Linked DNA regions of Homo sapiens: all the other regions are linked to region 2. A link is a contact called in ENCODE Hi-C or POLR2A ChIA-PET data. All regions are on one chromosome and are shown on one strand. Each heading gives the region's core, a stretch centred on a gene start or an enhancer-like site at or near the end of the contact. The rest is flanking DNA. Distances are from core to core; before and after follow the strand shown. Region 1 has its middle 45 kb from the start of MEX3C. Region 2 has its middle 38 kb from the start of MEX3C. Region 3 has its middle 28 kb from the start of MEX3C.

Region 1 (3,158 bases), core at 500-2,999, 83 kb after region 2:
TGCGACACCAGCTTCTTGTGGCATTTCTGAAATCTCATTTCCTGCCATAATTCTGAAGCAGGTGTTTCTGTTTTTTAGAGCGTCTTCAGTTGCTATTCTGGTCGTGTGAGTCGCTAGTTTTTTCCAAAGACTGAACTGCTATTTTTTCCTCTGGTGGAGGCATGGTGAGCAGCTGGTCCCCCCACCAGGATCAGTTGGGTAGCAGGCCAGCCCCCCTCGGCCAGCCCTGGCCTGGGGGCATGGGGACCCTTCACAGACTGAGTTGAGGAGCCACAGGGGAGCAGGGAGTACCGTCCGCTGAGCGGCCACCCAGCACTTTGTGTTTCAGTTCGCACTGAGCATGTAGTGTGCACCTGCCTTGCCCAGGAGAAGCAAAACAAAAACAAGCCAGGTCCCCAGCGCCTGTCTGGGGGACCTCAGCCCCACAGGGCATTGGGAGTGGCTGGAGTCAAACCCAGGCCTAGGGAGAGGCAGGTAAAGAGCTTCTTAAGTGAAATACCAGGGTCTCAAATCCAAGAATTTTAGATCTGGAGTTTCCAAACACCCTGAGACTCATACCAGACACATTCAGTAGGTCCTCTCTACAAGACTTTTAGTTTTCATTTGAATTAAAGTCTTAAAAATTAATGTAAACACATCTGACATCAGATGATCATCTCACAACTCTCACAACTAAGTATGTCTAGAGATCTCAGAGCCAAATAGTAGTAATTTTATAGGACGGAGCAGAGGATTTCATTTGTAAACGCCACAATAGTGTTCTGTATAGTGAAATGTTGCAATTTTTCCAATAGAGGCAAGATTTGGAAGAGCCCCATCATCAGACCACACAGCCTGGGTATCACTGAGTGCAGCATTCATGGTGTTTGAGTTCAGAAAAACAACATAGCAAGTCACATTAATGTGCTAACAAGTTCGGGTGGTTTTTCAGGAACTTTTGGTGTTTTCTTTGTACACTGATTTTGGTTTTAGAATTACTTAAGAGCCATTAAAATATATAGAAGTTAAATAATTTTATGGCTGGGTGCGGTGGCTCACACCTGTAATCCCAGCACTTTGGGAGGCCAAGGCGGGCGGATCACGAGGTCAGGAAATCGAGACCATCCTGGCTAATACGGTGAAACACCGTCTCTACTAAAAATATAAACAATTAGCCAGGCATTGGGGTGCATGCCTGTAATCCCAGCTACTGGGGAGGCTGAGGCAGGAGAATGGCGTGAACCCAGGAGGCGCAGTTTGCGGTGAGCCGAGATCGCGCCACTGCACTCCAGCCTGGGCGACAAAGCAAGACACCTTCTCAAAAAATAAAAATAAAAAATTATGTTCGTACTTATTTAAGTAATATGATAAACAAAATAATTTCAGTCATCCCTAGGGAATCATACGATTTCTGGTTTCCTTTGTGTAACAGAGGTTTGTACCTGACTCCGATGTAAAAACCATTACTCTCATGTTTGAATCAGATAGCTAGAATTATCTACAACAAAGGCTCATGCTGGAAGAATTAAAGCGAGGTCTTTCAGGGCTTAGGACTAGCAAAGATAGGGGGCCCTAGGGAAGCCTGTTGTCCCTAGCGTGTTTACTGGGAGCTGAGGTTAAGCAGACGCGGAAGAGGTAAAAAAAAAAAAAATAAAAAATAAGAGGCGAGGCTAACATCTAGGGAAGAAACAGCAAGCCTGTCTGCGGGGGCCACCAGAGGGCATGTTCACTACCAGCAACACACACACGCGCGCACACACACACCCACACACGCCCACACAGCCCCGGAGGCCACGGGAGACAGGTGAGGCCATCGCCCTGGGAGTGACAAAGTGACTCCTCACCTGCTCCACTGCCTTGGGGGCAGGGGAGTGTATGACACTTCAAGCGCTCACTGACTGTTCCTTGCCAGTGGATTGGGGGGTCCCAGTGATTAGGTCTGGGCTGTCATGGTCAGGAGGGCCACAGCTTTCCTCAGGTTGTTCCTCAGACATCTCAGAAACCACACTGACCACAGGAGCAAAACAAGAAGCACAGCTGTGCAAGAGGTATACAGCCAGAAGTGGCCAAATTTATGCCAGCCAATAAAGAAGCCCATAATGCGGCAAGGCTCTAGTCCTGCCACCCGCGGTGTGGGGACACGACGAAGGAGCAAGTCCAATCAACAGTCCTCCGCGTCCCTCCAGCAGTTGAGTCAGGAAGTCAGGTGCCAGGTCCTCTCGGGACAGAAACTCCAGAGATCTGGGTTTTCTGCCCTCTGAGACTGGACCTGCGAGAATCTTCTTATTTGGAAGGAGGTGGTTGGTAAAGGAAGACAAAATAAGGCTGGAAACAGACCCAGACACATTTAGAAACAAACGGAGCAAATGAAGCACTGGGGAGAGTCACTTTCTGAAAGCCAGACACCTCAGGACCATGTGGGTGGGGTGTTTCCAGGGAGGACGGAAACTTTCACCATCACCTTCCTGTCAACTGAGTGTCTGACCCCACCCCAAGTGTACTTGTGTGCTAGGACCGCCGTAATAAAATACCACACTGGGCAGTGTCAACAACAGACATTCATTTTCTCACAGTTCTAGAGGCTGGAAGTCCAAAATGGAGGTGTTGCAGGGCTGGTTTCTCTTGCTGCTCCTCTCCTCAGCTCGCAGCTGGCCGCCTTCTGCAGTGCCTTCACATGGTGCCCACCTTCTGCAGTGCCCAGCTTCTGCAGTGCCTGCCTTCTGCAGTGCCCACCTTCTCCAGTGCCCGCCTTCTGCAGTGCCTGCCTTCTCCAGTGCCTGCCTTCTCCAGTGCCTGCCATCAGCAGTGCTCACCTTCTGCAGTGCCTTCACATGGGCTTTGCTCTGTGACCGTGCATACGTGGCATCTCCTCCTCCTCTTATTGTAAGGACACTGTGCCACCATAGGAGGGGGGCCAGACCTTTATGACCTCACTTAACCTTAATTACCTCTTTAAAGGTCTGATTTCCAGGCCAGGCAATACCAGCACTTTGGGAGGCAGAGATGGGTTGATCAACTGAGGTCAGGGGTTTGGGACCAGCCTGGCCAACATGGCAAAAACCCGTCTCTACTAAAAATATAAAAATTAGCCAGCCATGGTGGCAGGCACCTATAATCCCAGCTACTGGGGAGGCTGAGGCAGGAGAATCAATTGAACATGGGAGGCGAAGGTTGCAGTG
Region 2 (3,207 bases), core at 418-2,917:
CTAACTTTCCACTGTAAACTTTCTGTCATTTAAATTGCATAGTGTATGCATTGTCAATTTAAAAATCATTGTATTTAAAACATACTCAGATTCTTACATAAGCAATATAGCATACTAGAAAGCCACAGACCTGAGAATCTAGTTGTGTTTTCTAGTCCTAAATTTGCACTAATAAAGTTACAACCTTGGACAATTCATCTTCTTTTCATCTCTAAAGTGTATTAGGTCAGACGGATTCCTGTGTCTTTGGCTCTAAAACTCTCTAACACGTTAAATTTAAGCTTATAAACTGACCTATGAGTACTTTTTCTACTGTAACTGGTTTTAGTGGTTTTCCTAATAAACAACAGATCCTTTGTTGTGGAATTTAGCTTCAAACATTATTCAGTGCCCACTCCAGTCACACCATTACCACCAATGAAGACAGCAGGCAAAGTGCATTTTAGGGCTCAGCCAGGAGTTTCTGGCCTGTCAGTGGTTGGCCCTCTCTCATACTATACAAATAGATAAGGAAAGGATTGCCTCATGGGATTGAATGCCTTGGGTGGTGAAGCCTGTGACTCATACCAGAGATTGCCGAAGGGACTCTACGGTCCATAGCCAATCAGCTTCCATGATTCAGAGGCCCATTGTCTGGTTTGAGGCTTATTTGGATCTTTAGCTTTTTTCTGTGCCCCACCTTTTGACTATCCTACAAAATACCTCCACCAAAAAAGGAAAAGAATAAAAACATAAATCAATCTACTACTTGTTAACAACTTTACCAAAATAATAGCAATTGTTAGCTACCATAGCCAACAGGCAAATAATTTTATGTGTTTCAAGAAACTTAAAAACTGAAAAGCATCTTAGCCATCATCTAGTCTAAACCACACATTTTACAGATGAGAAAAGTGAGGTTTAGTGAGGTGAAAATGACTTGCTTAAGGTACACAGCCAGTTCCTGGAAAATCCAACCCCAAAAAGTTCATGTGTTCCAGCACCTGGTCTGAAGCTGTTTCCACCTGTTATCTTTCATCCTTAAATTATTTTCAAAACTGTGCTGATATGCTTGTGTAAGAACATCATCAGCCTAATAAAAGTATGTATTTTTTTCCTAATAATGGTTTGGCTTCATCTGCTCTATCCGGACTCTGATATTGTTTAGACCTATGACCTTGGGAGTAGAGCTTCTAAGCAGAAAACTGAGGGAAGAGACTGAAATCTAAGAAAATCTAAATGCCAGTTTAGAACTGCCCTGGAGGGTGTATTTCTTACCCAGCCCTCCCTGCCACCATCAGTTTCCAGTCACATCCCCAGGAACACTTGTCGTCAGACTTTTTTTTTTTTTTTTGGTAACATTCTGTCCCTCCCTTTCCACTCCCATCTGCAGCCAAAATGATTCTTAGAGCTTATCTCAGACACATGCCCAACCTAATTCTACCCAGGAAATAGCTGTCAGCAAATTTCCTTGGGGGTTTGTAATTCCCTTTAACTTAAGTAGGTCGTTGCACTAAAGGAAGTATAAAGATGGAATGAATGAGAATAAGCTGCTGGATGGGGCTTGTGTGAGATCTGTGAAAATGGAGGGAAGATGGGCAGAGTGGCAGGGTGAGGCCAGCAAGGGAAGTCCCCCTGGGAGCTTTTGGATGACTCAGACCTCACAGCCTTACTAGTCAGACAGGCTGACAGAGTCAGAAAGAGTGAATGTTTAAGGGACCCTAATCCTAACGACGTGGAGTCACTGTTCTGCCTGCGTCTATACATATTTCTTCTCAAAGAAAGAAGGGCTCCGAAGAGCACAAGAGACAAGCTATATGGGAAGATGCCATTTTGCAAGTTGAGAAGAGGTGCTTGGGGCTGAAAAGGTGGAGATGGATGACCTGCAATGCAGAGGTCTTATTAACATAGTTGACTTGCTTCCAACAAAAACCAAATGATCCCTTTCTCACCAAGCTGCCCGATCTCCCTTTGAAAAGTCCATTCGGATAAGTAGAGACCTAAAATCCACAAAATAAACATCCCCGGTTGGATGCAGTGTCTTGGGTAAGACACCTTGTGGGGTTAGGCTGAGTAACACCAGAGTAAAATGATAAGGATTATCTTTCAGGGAGAAGGAGGGAGGAGTCACCAGGGGGAAGAAACATTGTGGGAAAGTGAATATTGCTGACAGGCACAACCCTGGCATATTCTTACATGAGTGCCCTGAGACTCTCTGACATAGATGGCCTTGACCTTCTCTCAAAACCTCCTAGAAGCCTGCTTCCTGTCAAGTGCAGCAAAGCCTACCCCACCACCCCCAGCACACACCCCACCTCATCACAGGATATGGTCTTGTTTGCCATTGCTTAGCCACGGCAACTGTACCTACCAGGCTATAGGTATTTTACCTGTGAAGAGATAGAAACAAGCTGTCTCATTAAACGTGGGTTTACCACTGTTGCCCCTAAAATTTTGACTCTTAGGATACATGGTGACATACGCTAGAAATCTATTGATAAGGTGAGGTTGCTCCCTAAGACTCCTCTGCTCTGTAGTACACACACATCCAGGCATTCATTCATGTATTAAAAATTGTGCAGTGCTTATTAAGCAACAGGCAGTGCAAGCAGGAATATACAAGGGTGAGAAAACTGCCCTCTTGAACCACATACTGCAGTCAGGAGAAGCACTGTCCCGGAGAAATAACAACGTGAGTCATACATGTAATTTTTTTTTCTTTTTTTGAGATGGAGTCTCACTCTGTTGCCCAGGCTAGAGTGCAGTGCCACGATCTCGGCTCACTGCAACCTCCACCTCCCAGGTTCAAGCGATCTCATGCCTCAGCCTCCCAAGTAGCTGGGATTACAGGCACCCACTGCTATGCCTGGCTAATTTTTGTATTTTTAGTAGAGACGGGGTTTCACCATGTTGGCCAGGCTGGTCTCGAACTCCCGGCCTCATGTGATCCACCCTCCTTGGCCTGCCAAAGTGCTGGGATTACAGGCATGAGCCACGCACACCCAGCCTAGTAGCCATGTTTTAAAAGGATAGAAAGAAACAACTGAAATTGATCCTAACAATATATTTTAGTTAATACAATATACCCAAATTATTATTGTGTCAACATGTAATCTATATTTTAAAGTTATTAATGAGACAGATTACATTCTGTTTTGTACTGAGTCTTTGAAATCCAGGGTATATTTAATATTTTTACTTAACAGCCTGTGACAGTTACTATTAGGT
Region 3 (3,271 bases), core at 686-3,185, 66 kb after region 2:
AGGCTGGAGGATCACTTCAGCCCAGGAGTTCAAGAGCAGCCTGGGTAACAGGGAGACCCTGTCTCTAGAAAGCTAAAATTTCAAAAAGGATTGAGGGAATACTTGATAATTTGTGGATTTGGCTAATGCCCAACATGTGTAAATTAGCCAGGTTTATTAGGTGACAGGAGAATGTGATCATAGAGTTAATAAATAGCAATACCTATTGAAAAATTATTAGTATTGTTGAAGTAAAATTTTCTGAAAGACCATTTAAAACAACAGAGAAATACTGGACAGATAGACTGTGTTGCCCAGGCTGGCCTCAAGCGATCCTCCAGCTTCGGCCTCCCAGAGTGCTAGGATTACAAACATGAGCCACTGTGCCCAGCCTACTTAGGATGTTTTTTAAAAAATCCTGGAAGCTCTAGTTATCTAGAGGCTAGGCAGATCTTTCTAAGTTTGTGTCATCAGTGGATGGGTGAAGGTTCTCAGAATTCATATTCTGAGAGCTGCCATCTCATTTGAATTTGAGAAAGCAAACTCCAAAATCTGCTTCTCTTGGACTGTTCCCAGTGGCTTTTCTTGAACCACACATAATCCAATGAAAAGATCTTATTCTCATGACTAGAAACTTGTGAGAACTCTTGAGTCAGTCGTCTTTTATGTTTTCCTAAGCAGGTGATTCCAAGTGCTTTTTCAAAAATGCATCCTTATGTTGAAGATTGTATTTGTGGTCAAGGATTTCAGAAATGGTCCCTTTTCTTTGCTAGTAGGCAAGCTTTTTTGATGTTCCTATTACTTTAGATGGTGCCCTTATCTTTTTAACTTTCCCCAGGAATAGCATCCTTCTGCCATCCCTTCCACCGTCACCACTACTTAGACACCCTTAGGTGCCACCCCTTCCCGAGAAAAGATAGAATCAGGACTCCACACCTCTCTCCCCCTGGGGTCTTAAAATCCAAGTAGACCAATGAAGGGAATTTAGTGTGTCACCTTTTAGAGTACATCTGATTTTTCAGTCATTTCCTATGCTTTCCAAATCCTGGTCATTACACCTAGAAACTGCTCCTGGGCTAGCCCTACAAAGGTGTCAAGGCATGGGAGTTGTAGAATTTCACTGTAGTCTCCAACTTGGGCTTCCATTTCAAGTTCCCTTATTTTCTGGCTTTGTCAGAGGGTACTTAATCCCATATTTTGCAGATTAATATTTTGCATCTCATTTTCCTTATCTGTAAAATGGAAATAATTGCCTCTGAGAACTGCCTGAAACCTAAGTATGAAACTAAGGCATAGAAATGCTTGCTGTGAAGTACATAATTTACTTTCATAGGTAGCATCCTCTTGTTCTGATTCTTTTAAAAATCCAGCATGACCCTGAAAATACTGTTGAAGTGCTCTGGAAGAGCAGTGTAAAGTAAAAGTGAAAAGCCTTTGGGGTTTGAAGCACTACCTTTAGTTGTGTGGCCCAGTTAGTACAAAGTGAACTCAGGTGCATAGTTTCACATAATCTTTACCATAGCCCTAGAGGTGGAAGTATTATCTCCATTTTTCAGAGAATAAAGCTGAGGCTTAAGAGTAAAAATTAATAAAGAGTAAAAAATAAGTAACAGGCTTAAGGTAAAAATTCCCAAGTCTAAAGGCATTTTCAGAAGATTCCATGGAAAATGCCTCAGTTGCTTGCAAATGTGAGCATTTTTTATTTAACTGGGCATGCCAATCAAAATATTTCAGTGGCCCTTTTTAATGATAGGATTAATTCATATCCTCAGACTGTCATGATCATGAAGAGCTTGAGCTAGTTAAGGCACAAATAATTGTTTCAGAATCGATTTGTTGATCCAGTGAGCACTTGCCTTGCCAAGCAAATGAAATGTCAAAATCAGTCAAAGCTTTGGTGGAGTCAGAATTTTTACTTTTAGTTTCATCTTTGATGCCATAGCATGAGCAGATAGTGGCCCAGCCAGATAACTTTGTTGACTTTTTGAAGGATTGGTCTTTTTCTAGAATAATGCAAATCCATTGACTTAAGTGTTTGTAGTTCTGAGTATGTAGTTTGCCTTGTCCTAGAGAGAAAAATCAAGAATGGGGGATGGACCTCATATTTTATTACTATGTGATGCTTTTTTTTTTTCTTCCTGGACCACATTTGTTTTTTTGTTTTTGCTTTTGCTTTTTTTTGAGACAAAGTCTCACTTGCTCTGTCACCCAGGCTAGAGTGCAGTGGTGTGATCTCGGCTCATGGCAACCTCTGCTTCCTGGATTCAAGTGATTCCCCTGCCTCAGCCTCCCGATTAGCTGGGATTACAGGCGGCCGCCACCACCCCTGGCTAATTTTTGTATTTTTATTAGAGAGAGACGGGGTTTCACTATGTTGGCCAGGCTGGTCTCAAACTCCTGACTTCAAGTGACCTGGACCACATTTCAACCCCTAGCTTCTTTTCTGTTCTGGCCCATTTTCTATTGCTTTTTCACATCTTTCCAAAAGGCTATTTAAATCAGTCCACTGACCTATGAGTCTTCATTCTGATCCCAGTGTCTCTAACATACCCTTGACTTATAGCTGCTAAAAGTGTACCAATTGAGAAGAGGGTTGGTTCTGCTTCCGGGGACGGCTGCAGGAGTTTAAAGTTGCTGCCAGATCCGACACTTGTAAGCCTGTTTCCTACCCACCTCCCCTTGTATGGGTGGGCTAACCTCAACTTCTCCCTTTAGCTCAGGGGTACTCAACCTTAGTACTATTGACATTTTGGGGTGAATAATTTGTTGGGGGGTAGGAGGCTGTCCTGTGCACTATGGGGTGTTTACCAGCATCCCTGGCCTCCACCCACTAGATGTCAGTAGTACACACACACACACACACACACACACACACACACAGTTGTGACCATCACAAATGCCTTCTGACATTGAAAGCCAAACCCTCATTAGCCAGTCCAAGGCTTAAGCAAGTTCTAGGTTGAGTACTTGAGTTAAGCATGCTCCTAAATGTTTCATATACAATGACACTTAATCCTTAAACTCTATGAGGGAAGTAGTACCCCCTCCTACAGATGAGAGCCCCATCTCAGAGATGAATGAACTTGCCCAGGGTTACACAATGAGACAAAGAATGGCATTCGGCCATTCTGATGTGCATGTTCTTCACCCCTGCTGGGTGCTGCTTCCTCACATTCCAATTGAAATGCCACAGTCGGGGTTCCTAAGCCCGAGGACCCCTTTACAAAGCTGTCTCTTGCACTTCCCAGGTTTTCTCTAGAGATCTTGCTGCCAGGCAGCCAGACCACTGTGT

The links. Hi-C counts contacts between places; a loop is a spot of excess contacts on that map. ChIA-PET counts read pairs that join two places held with the same protein, here RNA polymerase II (POLR2A). Pooled maps may share reads with other maps.
Region 1: a loop to region 2 is called in a pooled map, with 7 times the contacts of the local background. The contact joins two enhancer-like sites. A Hi-C loop is called at or near these places in 1 of 168 maps with a recorded cell type or tissue (lower leg skin), 1 of 37 single-sample maps with no recorded cell type and 7 of 50 pooled maps. POLR2A ChIA-PET finds 5 or more read pairs at or near these places in 4 of 52 experiments (A673, H1, activated T-cell and 1 more).
Region 3: a map of lower leg skin shows a loop between it and region 2 (4-fold over the local background). The contact joins two enhancer-like sites. A Hi-C loop is called at or near these places in 1 of 168 maps with a recorded cell type or tissue (lower leg skin), 1 of 37 single-sample maps with no recorded cell type and 7 of 50 pooled maps. POLR2A ChIA-PET finds 5 or more read pairs at or near these places in 7 of 52 experiments (A673, H1, OCI-LY7 and 4 more).

What each region holds. Positions count from the first base shown.
Region 1 is chr18:51,150,927-51,154,084 of GRCh38, reverse strand. No RefSeq gene overlaps it. Among named protein-coding and RNA genes, the nearest start is that of MEX3C, 45 kb to the left of the region's middle. RefSeq lists enhancers at 2,064-2,113, 2,124-2,283. Within about 2 kb of position 1,749, at least 6 of the 41 ENCODE cell types and tissues checked have a DNase peak (open chromatin) inside an H3K27ac peak, as active enhancers do.
Region 2 is chr18:51,233,736-51,236,942 of GRCh38, reverse strand. No RefSeq gene overlaps it. Among named protein-coding and RNA genes, the nearest start is that of MEX3C, 38 kb to the right of the region's middle. Within about 2 kb of position 1,667, at least 2 of the 41 ENCODE cell types and tissues checked have a DNase peak (open chromatin) inside an H3K27ac peak, as active enhancers do.
Region 3 is chr18:51,168,080-51,171,350 of GRCh38, reverse strand. No RefSeq gene overlaps it. Among named protein-coding and RNA genes, the nearest start is that of MEX3C, 28 kb to the left of the region's middle. RefSeq lists an enhancer at 2,615-3,195. Within about 2 kb of position 1,935, at least 2 of the 41 ENCODE cell types and tissues checked have a DNase peak (open chromatin) inside an H3K27ac peak, as active enhancers do.